Linked DNA regions of Homo sapiens: region 2 is linked to region 1. The links are chromatin loops, found by intact Hi-C in ENCODE. Cell type or tissue: GM12878. All regions are shown on one strand. Links, peaks and the distances in the headings refer to the core of each region. The heading gives the core; the rest is flanking DNA.

Region 1 (8,336 bases), core at 254-8,253:
ATAGCATTCATACTTAGAATGTTTTCCTACCCCTTTCCCTGGCATAGAAAGAATGTTGTCTTTGACCTTTCCCCCAGCTCCCTGTGGTGCTCCCTCAATGTGGTGCTACCTCTCAGTTGGCCGCTTCTCCTTCAATAGCTCATGGCTTTGGTTCCATAGGGGAGGAGTCTCCTGTGGCAGGGACCAATTTCCTCCATCCTTCAGTTCTTAACCAACTAGAGAACTTTCTGTTCTCCCTCCGTGACTCAATCTTTCTTGTGAGCAATCAACAGAAGTCCATGGAGAAGAAACTACTACTAAGTGTGAACTTCCCTGGTGTCTGGGATCCCAAGGTTTCTATACTGTCACTGTAGCCCATACTCAGCTTTTACCAAATCATTACAAATTTTAGTTGACTTCTTACCTACTAATATGGTACCCAATGTTTCTACCACCCATGCTCTGCCCAAAGGGGAGCTAATGTGTGGATCTTCTCTCTTCTCAGAGGGGCCGGTCTTTGCTTGGATTTCAGGCTGCTTAGTCACCCTCCAAACTGAATTCTCAGATGGGTTTAAGAAAAGTTATAATGTTGCAGTTTATCTGGCTTTTTCTTGTTATGTGGGAGTAATACTTTTTTAGCTTTCTATATCCTTGGTGAAAGTAGAGTCTATCTATATCTTTAACTCTTATTTCTTTTTTTTTTTATTTTGAGATAGGGTTTCACTCTGTCACCCAGGCTAGAGTACTGTGGGGCTATCACAGCTCACTGCAACCTCAAACTCTCTGGGCTCAGGAGATCCTTCCATCTCAGCCTCCCAAGCAGCTGGGATTACAGACACATGCCACCACACCTGGCTAATTTTTTGTGTTTTTAGTAGAGACAGGGTTTTGTCATGTTGCCCAGGCTGGTATCAAACTCCTGGGCTCAAGCGATCTACCTTCCTCAGCCTCCCAAAGTTCTGGGATTACAGGCATGAGCCACTGCACCTGGCCTAACTCTTCATTTCTTAATTTAAAAAATTTTTAAAGAGATCCAAATTATATCAATAAAAAAATAAATTAAAAAAAAAAAAAAAAAGAGATCCAAATTAGTGAAGTGACATCATATGTTAAATCTGGTTGTTGGTTCCACGGCCTGGCAAAGAATTTTTTAGCTGGCCACATCATCTTGAATTAAAACTTCATTTCCCACCTATCACGCAATTAGATGTGGCCACGTTACTACATTTTAGCCAACAAGATATGAATGAAAGTGTGGTATAAACATTCTTGGGAGTTTCTTTAGAGAGAAAGAGGAATTCCTATGGGGTAGGATGTGGGTGAGATTTCTGGAGTTCCAACAACCATCTTGCAAATGCAAAGGCATCCCAAGAATGGCACACCAGAGAGGTGGAGGTTGCATCCCCAGTGCTGATGATATAGAACTGCCAAACCAGCCCTGGATTGACCATCTACAGACACAGTTTAGGTGACAGAAAAATAAATGTCTTTCTTGTCTAAGCCCATGTTATTGCCTGGAATGAAGAGGAACTCATTCTATTGCCACCCATCTTAATCCAAACTGCCACACTTGGTGACATATTGTTTTGGTATGTTTGAATTATTTCATAATCTAAATGTTTAATTAAAGCAAAATTGCACAGACAGTAAAAATATCAACAATATATAAATATGCATTGAGGAAGAGAAATATGTCAACATTGCTTCTCTCTGGGTAGTGAGATTATGTGTACGTTCTTTTCTTTTATCCTCAGCCATGTCTATTCGACTTTTCCACATTGAGCATGATTCATTGAAGTTTTTGTTATACTGAAGCGTGGTTCTCCTCCTCTGCTGGCACTGGTATGTCATCGCCTCTGGGCTGCTTAGAAGACTCCTTTAGCATGTGCTATTTCCATAGCACCTCTCTGCAACCTTCATCTTTCTTTGTGAGTCTCTTCCTCCTGACCATGTGGTAGCTCCATTCTGAAACCAGAATTATAAATAAATAAAGACTTGGATTTGCCTCTGTCTTTCCCCACACTTAATACTTCCTGCTCCTGTTCACCAAGGAGGAGATTTTCTCCCAACCAGTGACTTCAGCTTCAATTAGGAGTTCCAAAGCAATCCTGGCACTCTTGGCTTTAGCATCCTTTCTCAAATGTCTTGGAATAACTGCCAAGCACTGTATTGGAGACCATAACATTACCTAGGATCTCCCAGGGACCAAGAACCACTGTCTCCTTGAATTCTGGATGATCTGCTACTTCACAATAAGTTCCAAACTCATAAAGAGTATCCAAAGCCCCAGAGTTTGAGGGTAATCTTTGTTTCCCTCCTTGTTCAAGACAGTACATTTTACTGACCTGGTATATTCTTTATCTATTGCTGCATTGAAAATTACTCCAGTTGGGCTACAGTCAACACAAGGTTCAACTGGGACAAGATATACTTCCAAACTCATCCGGTGGCTGTTGGCAGGTTTCACTTCCTTTTGGGCCGTTGGGCTGAGGACCCAGTTCTCTGCTGGATGCTGACTAGAAGCTGCCCTGGATTTCTTGCCTTGCAGGTTCCTCCAACATGGCAGCTGGTTTCAGCATCAAAGCACACAAGCCAAGAAGTCAATAGAGAGGAGAAAGCAGCAGCAAGAGAGATTCCTAGCAAAGTAGAAATCACAACCTCTTGCAACCTCATCATGAAAGTGACATCCCATTGCTTTTGTCATATTCCATTCATGAGAAGCAGGTCAATAGGTCTGGCCTGAACACAAGGGGAGGAGCTTACCTAAAGAGGTAAGGACCAGGAGTTAGAGAGCACTGCAATATATCTTAGGAGTCTGCCTACCGCACGAGGCCTCACCATCAGTCCAAAAGTCCCCTTCAGTTTTTCCCAGGAGATCTAGCAGGACCTCAGGCAACCTGGACTTCAAATGACCCCTTCTGCTATCCCTAGTTCTATATGTAGCAGCCCAGACACATTAATTTCTACTTTCCAAAGTTGTTCTTCTGTCCTCTACTTGTCACACCATCAAATTTAGTTTGGGCTTTCAGAGAATGAAAATGGCAGACAGACAAAAGGAAAGCTTATCTGAAGTTTAAGATTTTAAGGATGCTGCCAGTTTCCAAAAGCAATTCTACCCTGGTAAAATAAAATCCTTATTCTGCTCGTCCAGGACACTTGACCCAGAGCCCAACAAGGCGGTATTCCCGTTCACACTCACTGAAGCCACTCTGTCTTCCTGCAAGAGTTATCTTGGCCCTAGTCTGTAGCTCATCTCCTACAGGGGCACTTAAAAGGAAACAACAGTTCTTGGTCCAAAGCAATAAAGAGACAAGTGAGTCATAACAGTCTGGGTTCTTCACCAGCATAAGCGCTTCCATGAATCGCCTCTATAAAAACCCTGCCCTTCTAGCCCAAGCCGTGTTCCAAGTTCCAAAACCTTCCATTCAAGGGTTTTATAACTCAGCCCTGTGCTCAGAAATGTCACTGCACATAAGAGGGCCTTTGATCTCTGGCCATACCCAAGCCCATAGTCTGCAGCGAAGCGTGCTTTGATAACTATCTAAAGAGAAAAGCACTTTGGTTTCCTCTCATCTATTTCTATTCTACTTTTAATAAGCTGCTTAGCTTCAGGCGTCTGCCCTCTGCCCTCCAAGCTTCATCTCAACCAGAAGTAAAACAGGCTTGTGGTTGTGTGCTTTGAGAGCTCATGAAATAACAATAGTGGTAGCAAACACCAATAAAGGGCTTACTACGTGCCAGGCACCATCCTAAGTAGTTTCTGTAGGTTATCCTATGTAGGTTTTCACAGATGAGGAAATGGAAGCATAGAAAGGCACTGAGTGACTAGCTTTCTGATGAAGTCACAGTCAGAGAAACAGAGCCAGAAGTTAAAATCAAGCAACGCATCTCCAAAATGCATCTTACCCCTGTGCAATGAAAGAGAATACAAGCCCCCTCAGAGAAGGGAAAATATGAAGTCAGAAATACGAGTATTTCTTTAATAAGAGAGAAGATTTGCAGCAAACTCCTTCAATCTAGAAACACTTTCTTTTTCCAGGTACTGTGTTAGAAATCCCTTCAGTAGGAAAACTAAATGGGCAAGTCTTTAAACCAAACCAAAATGTTTCCTGAGCTTTCAATGAATCAAATTGAACTCAAGGCCCCAAGTCTGAATAAATTATGCCCTAAGATCTGTCAGAAGCAGTAGATTTCTTCTATTGGGTTTTTCTTCCATTCGATATAAAGACATAAGCGCTCTGTTGCTGCCCAATTGCTTTATTAAAAAAAAAACATATATATATATATATATATATATATATATATATATTTGAGACGGAGTCTCGCTCAGTCGACCGGGCTGGAATGCAGTGGCAGGATGTTGGCTAAGTGCAACCTCTGCCTCCCACGTTCAAGTGATTCTTCTGCCTCAGTCTCCCAGGTAGCTGGGATTACAGGCTCCCACGACCACGCCCAGCTAATTTTTGTATTTTTAGTAGAGATGAGGTTTCACCATGTTGTCCAGGCTGGTCGCAAACTCCTGACCTCAAGTGATCTGCCCACCTCAGCCTCCCAAAGTACTGGGATTACAGGCATGAGCCACCATGCCCGGTACAGAAACTTTCTTACTCATTTGAATTGAAAACTTCTATGTTTTTAAAGCATATTTTCATTAAGTGTGGAAATTCATAAAATACGGTTAGGTAGGAAGACGATGTTCACAAATTAGGTTTATAATCTATCATTTCAAACTTCGCTGTATTCAAAAATTAGTTATCTAAAATTAACTCCAGAGAAGTTTGTATGTACAAATAGTTGTTATAACAAAAGCTACCTTTCTTTTCTCAATCCGTGTCATGTGGATCTAAGCCCCTGCCTCAGAAATGGGGTGGGCATGTGTGTCCTCTTGGTGAGACCACTCTACCGCCCTAGCCAATGTGATTGCTTCAGAGATGGTTACATAGCCCTAGCTGGACCATTAAAAGTCTCCAAACCTTTGCTGGAATTATTGAGAGAGAGAGCATTCAAAAAGAACTCAGTATATAAAAAATACTGGAGTTAATAAGCAAGTAAAATATTAACAGAAGACTGTATATGCCCCAGGCCACCAGATGGGGGAGAGTGCACCTGAAAAGAGGCCAATACAGAAGAAAGCAGATAGAAATAGCTTCCAATGATCCTGTGGGGGCCTGGATCCAGCTGTACCTGAATCTCCTCCAATGCTATGCAGTTACATATGCCAGTAAGTCTTTTTTGCCTTTAAATCTGTGCATTGGGTTTCTGCTCCTTGTAACCTAGGGAGTCCTGACTAGTTCCTAGGAGCAGGTGTGCTTCCAGATCCTGTTCAGTTGCTACTGACCACAGCAGGTAGTGTGAAATGACACCCCAGAGAGCTGTGTATTTCAATGCCACACCCACATTCTGGGTGTGCCTGTGAAAGCAATCCAGCAGCAGTGTGCACAGCTGGAGCTGACTTAAGAGCTCCTAGGAAGGCCCAACCCTACAGCTAAAGGTCATGTAAAGACGTTGTGGAGAGATAATAAACAACACACACATACGCACCCATTAGGCAAAAATACCACATATTTTCTTCTCAGAGGAAATAACCATGAGCAAAGTATGGATATGAGTCAGTAACTGACTATAATTAGGGGCTTCCCTCCCACCCCAGTAACATCTGAATCAAGGCAGAGGACATTCCAGCAGTCCAGCAGTTGGTAAAGAACTAACCACATCTTTCTTGATGTTTCCTGTGACTCGATCCTTGCAGAACAGGGCACTGCAAGTCAGAAAATAGCTTCCTAGGAGAATTTAATACTAAGGAATTGGGAGTTTCCTCCGTCTATCAGAACCAAAATCATTCTACCTTAAGCCTTGGGGTTTGGAGCTCAACATAACCCAAGCATCCACTCTAGGAATCCCCCATCTGCTGCATAACTTTGGGTCCATTTGTATTTCAAAACTCTATTATGACTAGATATCCATATGCAGAAGAATGAAACTAGGCCCCTATCTCTCACCATATATAAAAATCAAATCAGCCAATTGCAGTGGCTCATGCCTGTAATCCCAGCACTTTGGGAGGCCGAGGCGGGCGGATCACCTGAGGTCGGGAGTTCGAGACTAGCTTGACCAACATGGAGAAACCCTGTCTCTACTAAAAATGCAAAACTAGCTGGGCGTGGTGGCACATGCCTGTAATCCCAGCTATGCAGGAGGCTGAGGCAGGAGAATCGCTTGAACCCAGGAGGCAGAGGTTGCGGTGAGCCGAGATCATGCCATTGCACTCCAGCCTAGGCAACAAGAGCGAAACTCAGTCTCAAAAAAAAAAAAAAATCAAATGAAAATGGATTAAAGACTTACATCTAAGACCTGAAGCCATAAAACTACTAAAAGAAAACACTGGGGAAATGTTCCAGGACATTGCTCTGGGCAAATGTTTCCTGAGTAAGACCTTAAAAGCACAGGCAACCAAAGCAAAAGTGGACAACTGGGAACATCTCAAGCTAAAAAGTTTCTGCACAGCAAAAGAAACAATCAACAAAGTGAAGAGACAACTCACAGAGGGGAGAAAATATCTGCAAACTACCCATCTGACAAAGGATTAATAACCACAATATATAAGGAGCTCAAACAACTCTATAGCAAAAAAAGAAAAATCCAATTTAAAAATGGGCAAAAGATCGGAATAGACATCTCTCGAAAGAAGACATACAAACGAGGCTGGGCACCATGGTTCACGCCTGTAATCCCAGCACTTTAGGACGTCAGGGCGGGCAGATCGCTTGAGGTCAGGGGTTCGAGACCAGCCTGGCCAATATGGCAAAATCCCCATCTCTACTAAAAATACAAAAATTACCTGGGCGTGGTGGCATGTGCCTGTAATCCCAGCCACTCAGGAGGCTGAGGCAGGAGAATTGCCTGAACCTGGGAGGTGAAGGTTGCAATGAGTTGAGATCACACCACTGCTCTCCAACCTGGGCAATGGAGCAAGACCCTGTCTCAAAAAAAAAAAAAAAAAAGACATATAAATGACCAACAGTTATATGAAAAAATCCTCAATCTCATTACTCATAAGAGAAATGCATATCAAAACTACAATGAGATATCACCTCACCCCAGTTAAAATAGCTCTTATCCAAAAGACAGGCAGTAATGAATGTTGGCAAGGATGTGGAGAAAGGGAAACCCTCATTCACTGGTGGTGAGAATGCAAATTAGTACAGACAAGGTGGAGAACAGTATGAAGGTTTCACAAAAAATCTAAAAATATAATTACCATACGATCCAGCAATCCCACTGTTGGGTATACACCCAAAGAAAGGAAAGCAATATATCGAAGAGATATCTACACTCTTATGCGCTCTTATCTGCACTTACGTTTATCGCAGCACTATTCACAGCCAAGGTAGAGAATCAACCTAAATGTTCACCAACAAATGAATGGATCAAAAAATGTGATACATATACACAATGGAATATTATTTGGCCATGAAAAAAGAATGAGATACTGTCATCTGCAACAATACGGATGGAACTGGAGGACATTATGTTAGGTGAGATAAGCTAGGCACAAAAAGACAAATATCACATGTTATCACTCATATGGGGGAGCAGAAAAAAAATTGAACTCTTGGAGATAGAGAGTAGAAGGATGGTTACCAGAGGCTGGGAAGGGTAGTGGGGTCAGGGACAAAGATGAGTTGGTCAATGGGTAAAAAATACAGTTAGGTAAAAAAAATGAGATCTAGTGTTTGACATCACAATAGGGAAACAATAGCTAACAATAATTATTTCATATTTCAAAATCAATGAAAGAGTAGAATTGGAATGTTCCTAACACAAAGAAATGATAAATGTTTGAAGTGATGGATATCCCAGTTACCCTGATTTGATCATTACACATTATATGCTTGTATCAAAATATCACATGTATCCCCGTAAATACATACAGCTATTATGTATCCATAAAAATTAAAAATAATTTTTAAAAACTGTATTACAATATAGATAATAGACAAAAATGTATTAAATGTATATGTACACTTTCATTTGAGACAGGGTCTCAGTTGCCCAGGCTGCAGTGCAGTGATGCAATCTTGGCTCACTTGCAGCCTCAACTTTCTGTGCTCAAGCGACCCTCCCACCTCAGCCTCCCAAGTAGCTGGGACTACAGGCACATGCCACCACACCCAGCTAATTTTTGCATTTTTTGTAGAAATGGGATTTTTCCATGTTGCTCAGGCTGGTCTCAAACACCTGAACTCAAGCGATCTGCCGGCTCCGGCCTCCCAAAGTGTTGGGATTACAGGCGTGAGCCACCAGGCCCAACCTACACTTTCAAAATAGTACGAATTACACAACAATGTACCCATCAC
Region 2 (8,336 bases), core at 246-8,245, 51 kb after region 1:
GATTACAGGCATGAGCCACTGCACCCGGCCAAGGAACCAACACTTCTTCAATGACCTCCCTACAGTGCTATAGTGACGTACGGATGGATATATGATCAAAGCTGGGCCAATGAAAGACAGCCCTGAGACTTTTGATGCAGTAGTAGAAAGTTTAGTACAATTGCTGCCTACAGTAATATTGGTAATAGACTTTGTTTTGTTTAGAGATGGCGTCTCGCTCTGTTGCCCAGGCTGGAGTACAGTGGCGCCATCTCAGCTCACCGCAACCTCTGCCTCCTGGGTTCAAGCAATTCTCCTGCCTCAGCCTCCTAAGTAGCTGGGATTACAGGCAAACACCACCGCACCCAGCTAATTTTTGTACTTTTTGTAGAGACGGGGTTGTGCCATGTTGGCCAGGCTGGTCTCAAACTCCCAGCCTCAAGTGATCTACTCGCCTCGGCCTCCCAAAGTGCTGAGATTACAGGAATGAGCCACCATGCCCAGCCAGTAGTAGACTTTTGATAAAAGATACAGAAACTCTCATTTCATTTTGGGGTAGGGAGTTGATAAAATGGGGAATCGAAGCTTCTGATGATCATCTTGTCACTATGAGAGAGAAGGTTTCTGAGAAAGAAACCAAGATAGAGGAGAGCACAACCAGGAGAAGGCAATGGGGAAAGATGAAGAAGGTGTTGGGGAGAGACAGATTCCTAACGGCATCATTGGGTCATCTGGAACCAGACTTGCTTGAAATCTTTCTCTGGACTTAAATTTCCCTTTTGGTTTTTTTCTTGAGCCAATGGACTAAAAGAGTCTTAATGAATACAAAGATGTTGGTTTGGGACATACATATTTAAGTTACTGGAAGTCATCGAGGCAGTCAAAAAAGTAGAATTAGTGCTTTGAACACTATATCGAGTGCCCTGAGCACTGAGATAAATATCTGAGAGTCATTCACATGGTTAAAACAATAATAAGGGGCAATATTTATTATATTTTTTGCTTTGTGCCAGATATTGTTCTAAAGAGCTTTATATGTATTCTCTCATTCCACCTCACAGCAGCCATGTCAGTTAAATACTTTTATTATTTCTATTTTACAGGTAAGGACACTAACAGACACACAGGAGAGGCTTAGTAATTTGCTGTGGTGGCCAGACTCCACGATGGTCCTGGTGAGATCCGCTTCCTGGTATTCATGTCTTTATTTCATCCTCTCCCCTTGAGTGTGGACTGGACTTAGTGACTTCCTTCTTTTTTTTTTTTGAGACAGAGTCTCACTCTGTCACCCAGGCTGGAGTGCAGTGGTGCGATCTCGGCTCACTGCAAGCTCTGCCTCCCGGGTTCATGCCATTCTCCTGCCTCAGCCTCCTGACCAGCTGGGACTACAGGTGCCCACCACCATGCCCAGCTAATTTTTTGTATTTTTGTCGAGACGGGGTTTCACCATGTTAGCCAGGATGGTCTCGATCTCCTGACCTCGTGATCCGCCCGCCTCGGCCTCCCAAAGTGCTAGGATTACAGGTGTGAGCCACTGCGCCCGGCCGTGACTTCCTTCTAATGAATAGAGTAAGGCAGAAGTGATGGTATGTGACCTGGAAACTAGATCATAAATACAGTGTGGCTTCTACTCTTATTTCTCTGTTTCTCTGGCTTCTTTCTCTCAGATCACTCACTCTGGCAGAAACCATGTTATAATCAGCGCTGTGAAATGGCTCATGAGGTGAGAAACCGAAGGTTCCTTTAGTTAAGGGAATAAGCTTGGAAGTAGATCTTCCAATTCCAGTTCTGGTGGGGACTAGAACTTTACTGACAGTTTCACTGCTTCCTCATGAGAGACCCTGAGCCAGAACCACACCACTAAGCCATTCCTGATATCTGGTTCTCAGCAACAGTGTGAAATAACAAATGTTTGTTTGAGTCTAAGCTGGTAAATTTGCTGGAAATGTATTACACAGCAGTACATAAGTAATGCAGATTTTTGTACCAAGGGTGGGTGCTGATGCAGAAAAAATCTAAATGTTGGAATTGCTTTGGAACCAGTAAGTAAGTAGAAGCTGGAAAAGCTGTGAGGATTTTGAAGAGAGTGATAGTGAAAGCGTAAAGCGTCTTGAACACACTATTAGTAGAACTGTGGACTTCAAGGAGGCTGTCAGTGAGGACAACCACTTTTCCGTTAAGGGAAAAATGATGACAATCTTATGGGAAATTAGATAAAAGGGGATTTTTAATGCAGTAGCAGAAATTTTAGCATTGTTGTTGCCTACCGTAATGTGGGTGGTAGAAAATGTCCCTAAGGAACTGAGAGATCAAGTTAAGGAGATTTCTAGTCTTTCCCCATCACCCTGTCTTAGCTCTGCTTCCCTCTGTCTTGGTTTCTTTCTCGGAAAGCTCTTCCCTCATAGTGACAAGATGACCATTGGAACTTCAGGCCGCCATTCTACCAGCTCTCTACTCCCAGTGGAATGAGAGTTTGTGTTTTCCAATACTTTTATCAAAAGTCTCAGGGTTGTCTTTTATTAGCTCGACTTCGATCATATGTTCATCACTCCAGATGCCACCTGGTCTCTTTTTGCTTCTTATGGAAAAGGACAAGAGAAAGGAATTAACTAATGGAAAGATTGTTAAACAAAAAGGAGATGGCTTTGAAGATCCCTAGACTCAGCCGGGCACGGTGGCTCACGCCTGTAATCCCAACACTTTGGGAGGCTGAGGCGGGTGGATCACTTGAGGTCAGGAGTTCAAGACCAGCCTGGCCAACATGGTGAAACCCTGTATCTACTAAAAATACAAAAGTTAGCCGGGCGTGGTGGTGGGTATCTGCAATCCCAGCTAATCGGGAGGCTGAGGCACGTGAATCATTTGAACCCAGGAGGTGGAGGTTGCAGTGAGCCGAGATTTCACCACTGCACTTCAGCCTGGGCGATAGAGTGAGACTGAGTTTCAAAAAAAAGAAAAGGATTCCTAGACTCTCTAGACGGCAAATGACATTAAAATTTTTGGGGTAGGCACTGTGGCTCACGCCTCTAATCCCAGCACTTTGGGAGGCTGAAATGGGCAGATTGCTTGAACTCAGGAGTTCGAGACCAGCCTGGTCAACATGGTGAAATCCTGTTTCTACCAAAAAAAAAAAGCCAGGTGTGGTGGCATGCACCTGTACTCCCAGCTACTTGGGAGGCTGAGGTGGGAGGATTACCTGAACCTGGGAGGTGGAGGTTGCAGTGAGCCAAGATTGTGCCACTGCACTCCAGCCTGAGCAACAAAACATGTTTCGAAAAGAAAAAAAAAAATTTAGTGGCTTCTGAGGAAAGATCAAATCCAGGATACTGCTAGGGAAACATGGTCCAAAGACAAAGCCAAGGGTGTATCTATAAATCCACGGTTAAAACTTCAGAAAGCTTAAAAGTGGAGCCTTACAGTACCCTTTAGTCCAACAAAAAGCCTCTTAAGATTGTAAGGGTGTGGTGAACAGATCCTCTTGATCAAAGAATAGGGCTTCTAAAAAGCTTAAGAGTGTTGTCTCCGCTGGGCCGTGCTGGCTCACACCTTTAATCCCAGCAGTTTGGGAGGCCAAGGCGGGAGGATCACTTGAGCCCAGGAGTTTGAGACCAGCCTGGGCAACATAGCAAGAACTTGTCTACAAAAATTTTAAAAATTAGCTGGGTGTAGTAGTGCCTATTTGTAGTCCTAGCAACTCAGGAAGCTGAGGTAAGGGGATGGCTTGAACTCAGGAGGTTGAACCTGCAGTGAACCGTGATTGTGCCACTGCACTCCAGCCTGAGTGACAGAGTGAGACCCAGTCCCAAAAGAAAAAAAAAATTGTTGCCTATCAGCAGAAACCCAAAGTAGATGAGTGCTTATATCAAAGAGACTTGCAAGTATGACTTTAATTTAACAACATGGACCCCCATTAAGATTCATAAGAAATCCACTACATATTTAAAATAATTACATGAGCAGAAACATCATAATCTTAGATTGAAAGAGGCAGAGACAGTACAAAATGAAAAGAGGGCTTTGGATTCTCAAATTCAACAAGAAAGAAGCTGGCTGAGAAAACTACTCTATTGCAAACACACACTACCTGTCATTAAAAAGGAAAGATAACTCAGAAGAGGGAACCAAGAGCTATGAGAATCACTCCTGGGAAGAACTAGGACTGACTCCTAATCAAGGAACTCACAACAGTTCTCAGGATAGATTCAGAATTGCTATGGACCACCATGGCTGGTCCACAGCAATGATGCCTTTATATTCCCCATTTCCTCCCTTTTTGAACAGGAATGTCTATAGTGATTATCTTTTGCCTGTTTCCCCATTGTACATTGAGTGTATGTGTATGTATGTGTGTGTGTGTGTGTGTGTGTGTGTGTGTGTGTAGGGGGCACAATACTTGCCTATTTCGCAGACTTCAAAAGCTTAATGATTAAGAAGAACTTTATGTAAGGGCTATATCTACAGCTGGACCTCATTTTGGTTATGAGATTCTGGACTTCGGGCTGATATTATAATGGGCTGAGATTTTTGAGGGTCTTGGGAGGTGGCGAGTACTTTTTGCATGTGGGAAGAACATGAATCAATGAAGGGCCAGAGACTAGATTGTTATAGTTAGCCTCCGCGATAGACCCCGATGCGCCCCACCTCTTAGAATTCAGTCCTTTGTGTAATCCCCTCTTAAATGTGGGCTGAGCTTAGTGACTTGCTTCTAATGAAAAGAATAAGGCAGAAGGGTTGGTATACAACTTAAAGACTATGTCATAAATATAGTGTTGCTTCTGCTCTCTCTCTCGGTCTCTCTCTCTCTCTCTCTCATCACTCAGTCTGTGAGCAGCCACGTTGTGAGCAGTCCTAAGGAAAGGCCCAAATAGCAAGAAATGGAAACTTCCTGACAACAGCCAGGTGAGTAAGCTTGGAAGTGAATCCTCCAGTTTCAGTCCAGAGAATGCAGATTTACTGACAGCTTCACTGCAATTTCATGGAGATACCTTGAGCCAGAACCACCAATGTAAGTAGCTTACAGAGTCCTAACTCTCAGAAACTTTGCAAGATAATAAATGTTTGCAGTTTTAAACTAAATTAGGAGGGTAATGTCTTATACAGCTATAAATAATATACTTTCCAAAGGCACATACTCTACAATTCCATTTAAACAAACTCTGAGACAAATTTTATCTATAATGATAGAAAGCAAATCAGACCGGGCATGATGGCTCATGCCTGTAATTACAGCACTTTGGAGGCCGAGGCGGGAGGATCACTTGAGCCCAGGAGTTCAAGGCCAGCCTGGGCAACATAGGTAGACCCTGTCTCTATAAAAAATTAAAAAAAAAAAAAAAAACTAGCTGGCCATGGTGGCGCATGCCTGTCATCCCAGCTACTCAAGAGGCTGAGGTAGAGATCACTTGAGCGTGGGAGGTCAAGGCTGCAGTGAGCTATGATCATGCCACTGCACCCAGTCTGGGCAACAGAATGAGACCCTGTCCCAAAAAAGACAGAAATAATGCCGGGCATGGTGGGTCATGCCTGTAATCCCAGCACTTTGGGGGGCCGAGGCTGGCGGATCACCTGAGGTCAGGAGTTGGAGACCGGCCTGGCCAACATGGCGAAACCTCGTCTCTCCTAAAAATAAAAAATTAACTGAGTATAGTGGTGCATGTCTGTAATCCCAGCTACTTGGAGGCTGAGACAGGAGAATCATTTGAACCTAGGAGGCGGAGGCTGCAGTGAACCGAGATTGTGCCACTGCACTCCAGCCTGGGCAACAGAGCGAGACTCCGTCCCCCCACCCCCACACACAAAAAGACAGAAATAGATAGATAGATGATAGATAGATAGATATCTCTACATAGAGAGAGAGAGAAAGAAAGAAGGAAAGAAAGAAAAAGAAAATTAGCATAGCCTAGGGTCACGGAGGTAGGGGTGGGAATTGTGGGCAGGGCCATATAAAAACTTGCGGAGACCTCAGAAATGTTCTATTTCTTAGTTATTGGAGTGCTTACACATTTGTCACACTCATTGAATTGTACACTTAAAATTGGAATATTGTTGACTGTATATTTTACCTTAATAAGATTGATTTTAAGAAAAGAGGGCAAGTGATGAGGAGGTGGAATCAGTAGGCTAAAAAGTATGATGGCAAAGGCAAGAAGAGAGATGGGACAGTGTCTTAAGAATGTACTTGGGTCAAGGATTTTAGGCATTTTTTAAGATAAGAGAGATTTGAATAAGTTTGAAGGCAGACTATAAGGACTAGAGATATAAACCAGAAAGCTTAAATTATAAATTATAAAATTATAAATTTATAAAGCTTAAATTATAAATTCTGGCGGGGACTGAAATAAATGATGTTTAGCCGGGAGTTTAGTTAGATCATGAACTACTTCCCGGGGAAGATAGGTTAAAGAGATTTTAGGCACTCAGTTCTAGTGTCCTCAGTAATGTAGGTCTGTTTACATACAAGAAGTTCAAGGCTTTGAGTGGGGAGTTAGGTTTAGATAGAGAAGAAGTTTAATGTAGTTTTTATGTGAGTTGACACTGGAAGTCAATTACTTTTGAATTCTCTGCTAAAGTGTTTAGCATTATTCTGTAAGCAAAAGGGAGCCATTTAAGTCTTTTGAGCAGGAAAGTGAAAAGTCAGGGCTGTACTTTTAGGAAAATCATTCTGTTACAGAGAGGACCATGGACTAGTTGGGAGTTATTAGACGCAGGAAAACCAGTTAGAAGAATATTGCAATCCTAGGGACAAAAGCTGGTGAATGAGCCCAAGAGAAGTAGGAATGGGAAACTTTACCTTAATTTGTAAAAGAGATTGCGGCAGAATGAAAAGGCGGCATGCTGGAAATGACTGGATGGGATTGAGGGAGAAGGAAAGCGGAAAATAGAGCAGATGAGGGAGAGAAGGATTTCTCACTTTTGGAGCCAAGTTTGTGGTCCAGCAGGCAATTCAGGTGAAGAGGTGCTTGTAGTGAGAGGGAATAGAGTGTGAGACCTAGTAGGAGTGATCTGATCAAGCTGCGGATGAGATTTAGGAAGCATCTATTTTCTTTCGTTTTTCTTTTTCTTTTTTCTTTTTTTTTTTTTTTTTTTTGAGACGGAGTTTCGCTCTTGTTGCCTACGCTGGAGTGCAATGGGCGCGATCTCAGCTAACTGCAACCTCCTCCTCCCAGGTACAAGCGATTCTCCTGTCTCAGCCTCCGAAGTAGCTCAGATTACAGGCATGCGCCACCACACTCCGCTAATATTTTTGTATTTAGTAGAGACGGAGTTTCAGCATGTTAGGCTGGTCGTGAACTGCTGACCTCAGGTATCCACCCCCATCAGTCTCCCAAAGTGCTGGGATTACAGGCGTGCATCAACGTGCTCGGCTCTCTCCTTCCTTCCTTCCTTCCTTCCTTCCTTCCTTCCTTCCTTCCTTCCTTCCTTCCTTCTTTCTTTCTTTCTTTCTTTCTTTCTTTCTTTCTGTCTTTCTTTCTTTCTTTCTCTCTTTCTCTCTTTCTCTCTTTCTTTCTTTTTTGAGACGGAGCCTTGCTCTGTCGCCCAGGCTGGAGTGCAGTGGCGCGATCTCGGCTCACCGCAAACTCCGCCTACCAGGTTCACGCCATTCTCCTGCCTCAGCCTCCCGAGTAGCTGGGACTACAGGCACACACCACCATGCCCGGCTAATTTTTTTGTGTTTTTAGTAGAGACGGGGTTTCACCGTGTTCGCCAGGATGGTCTCGATCTCCTGACCTCGTGATCCGCCCGCCTCGGCTTCCCAGAGTCCTGGGATTACAGGCGTGAGCCACTGCGCCCGGCCTATTTTCCTTTCTGAACTAAGAGATCACCTCTTGGTTTGGACTAGGTGTCCCTTTTGAAACAAATGATAGTGTGGGTGTCTTAGCTCAAGCTGCTAGTACAAAATACCATAGACCGGGTGGGTTAAACAACAGACATTTATTTCCCATTCTGGAGGCTGAAAAGTCTAAGATCAAGATGCTGGCAGATTCACTCCTTGGTGAGGGCCTGCTTCCTTACTTGCGGATGGCCACCCTTTCTTTGTTTTCTTACCTAGCAGAGAGAGGAGCCTCTGGTGTTTCCTTTTTTGTTTTTTGAGACAGAGTCTTGCTCTGTTGCCCAGGCTGGAGTGCAGTGGTGCAATCTTGGCTCATTGCAACCTCCACCTCCCGGGTTCAAGAGATTCTCCTGCCTCAGCCTCCCCAGTAGCTGGGATTACAGGTGTGCACCACCACACCCAGCTAATTTTTGTATTTTTAGTAGAGACAGGGTTTCACCATGTTGGTCAGGCTGGTCTCGAACTCCTGAGCTTAAGTGATCCGCTTGCCTCGGCCTCCCAAATTGCTGGGATTATAGGCGTGAAC

The links. Peaks named below come from ENCODE experiments on the same cell type or tissue, not always from the same donor. Only the 100,000 strongest peaks of a DNase experiment are listed, where the experiment ranks them.
Region 2: a loop joins it to region 1, with 4 times the contacts of the local background. A loop is called at or near these places in 3 of 110 quality-filtered maps.

Annotation. Positions count from the first base shown.
Region 1 is chr15:85,313,041-85,321,376 of GRCh38, forward strand. No RefSeq gene overlaps it. Among named protein-coding and RNA genes, the nearest start is that of MIR7706, 63 kb to the right of the region's middle. RefSeq lists an enhancer at 5,465-5,564. In GM12878, for the core only: a CTCF peak has its summit at 5,088 (motif pointing right); a DNase peak (open chromatin) is centred at 5,491; H3K27ac peaks cover 1,424 bases.
Region 2 is chr15:85,364,253-85,372,588 of GRCh38, forward strand. No RefSeq gene overlaps it. Among named protein-coding and RNA genes, the nearest start is that of MIR7706, 12 kb to the right of the region's middle. In GM12878, for the core only: no CTCF peak of the experiment used is centred there; no DNase peak of the experiment used is centred there.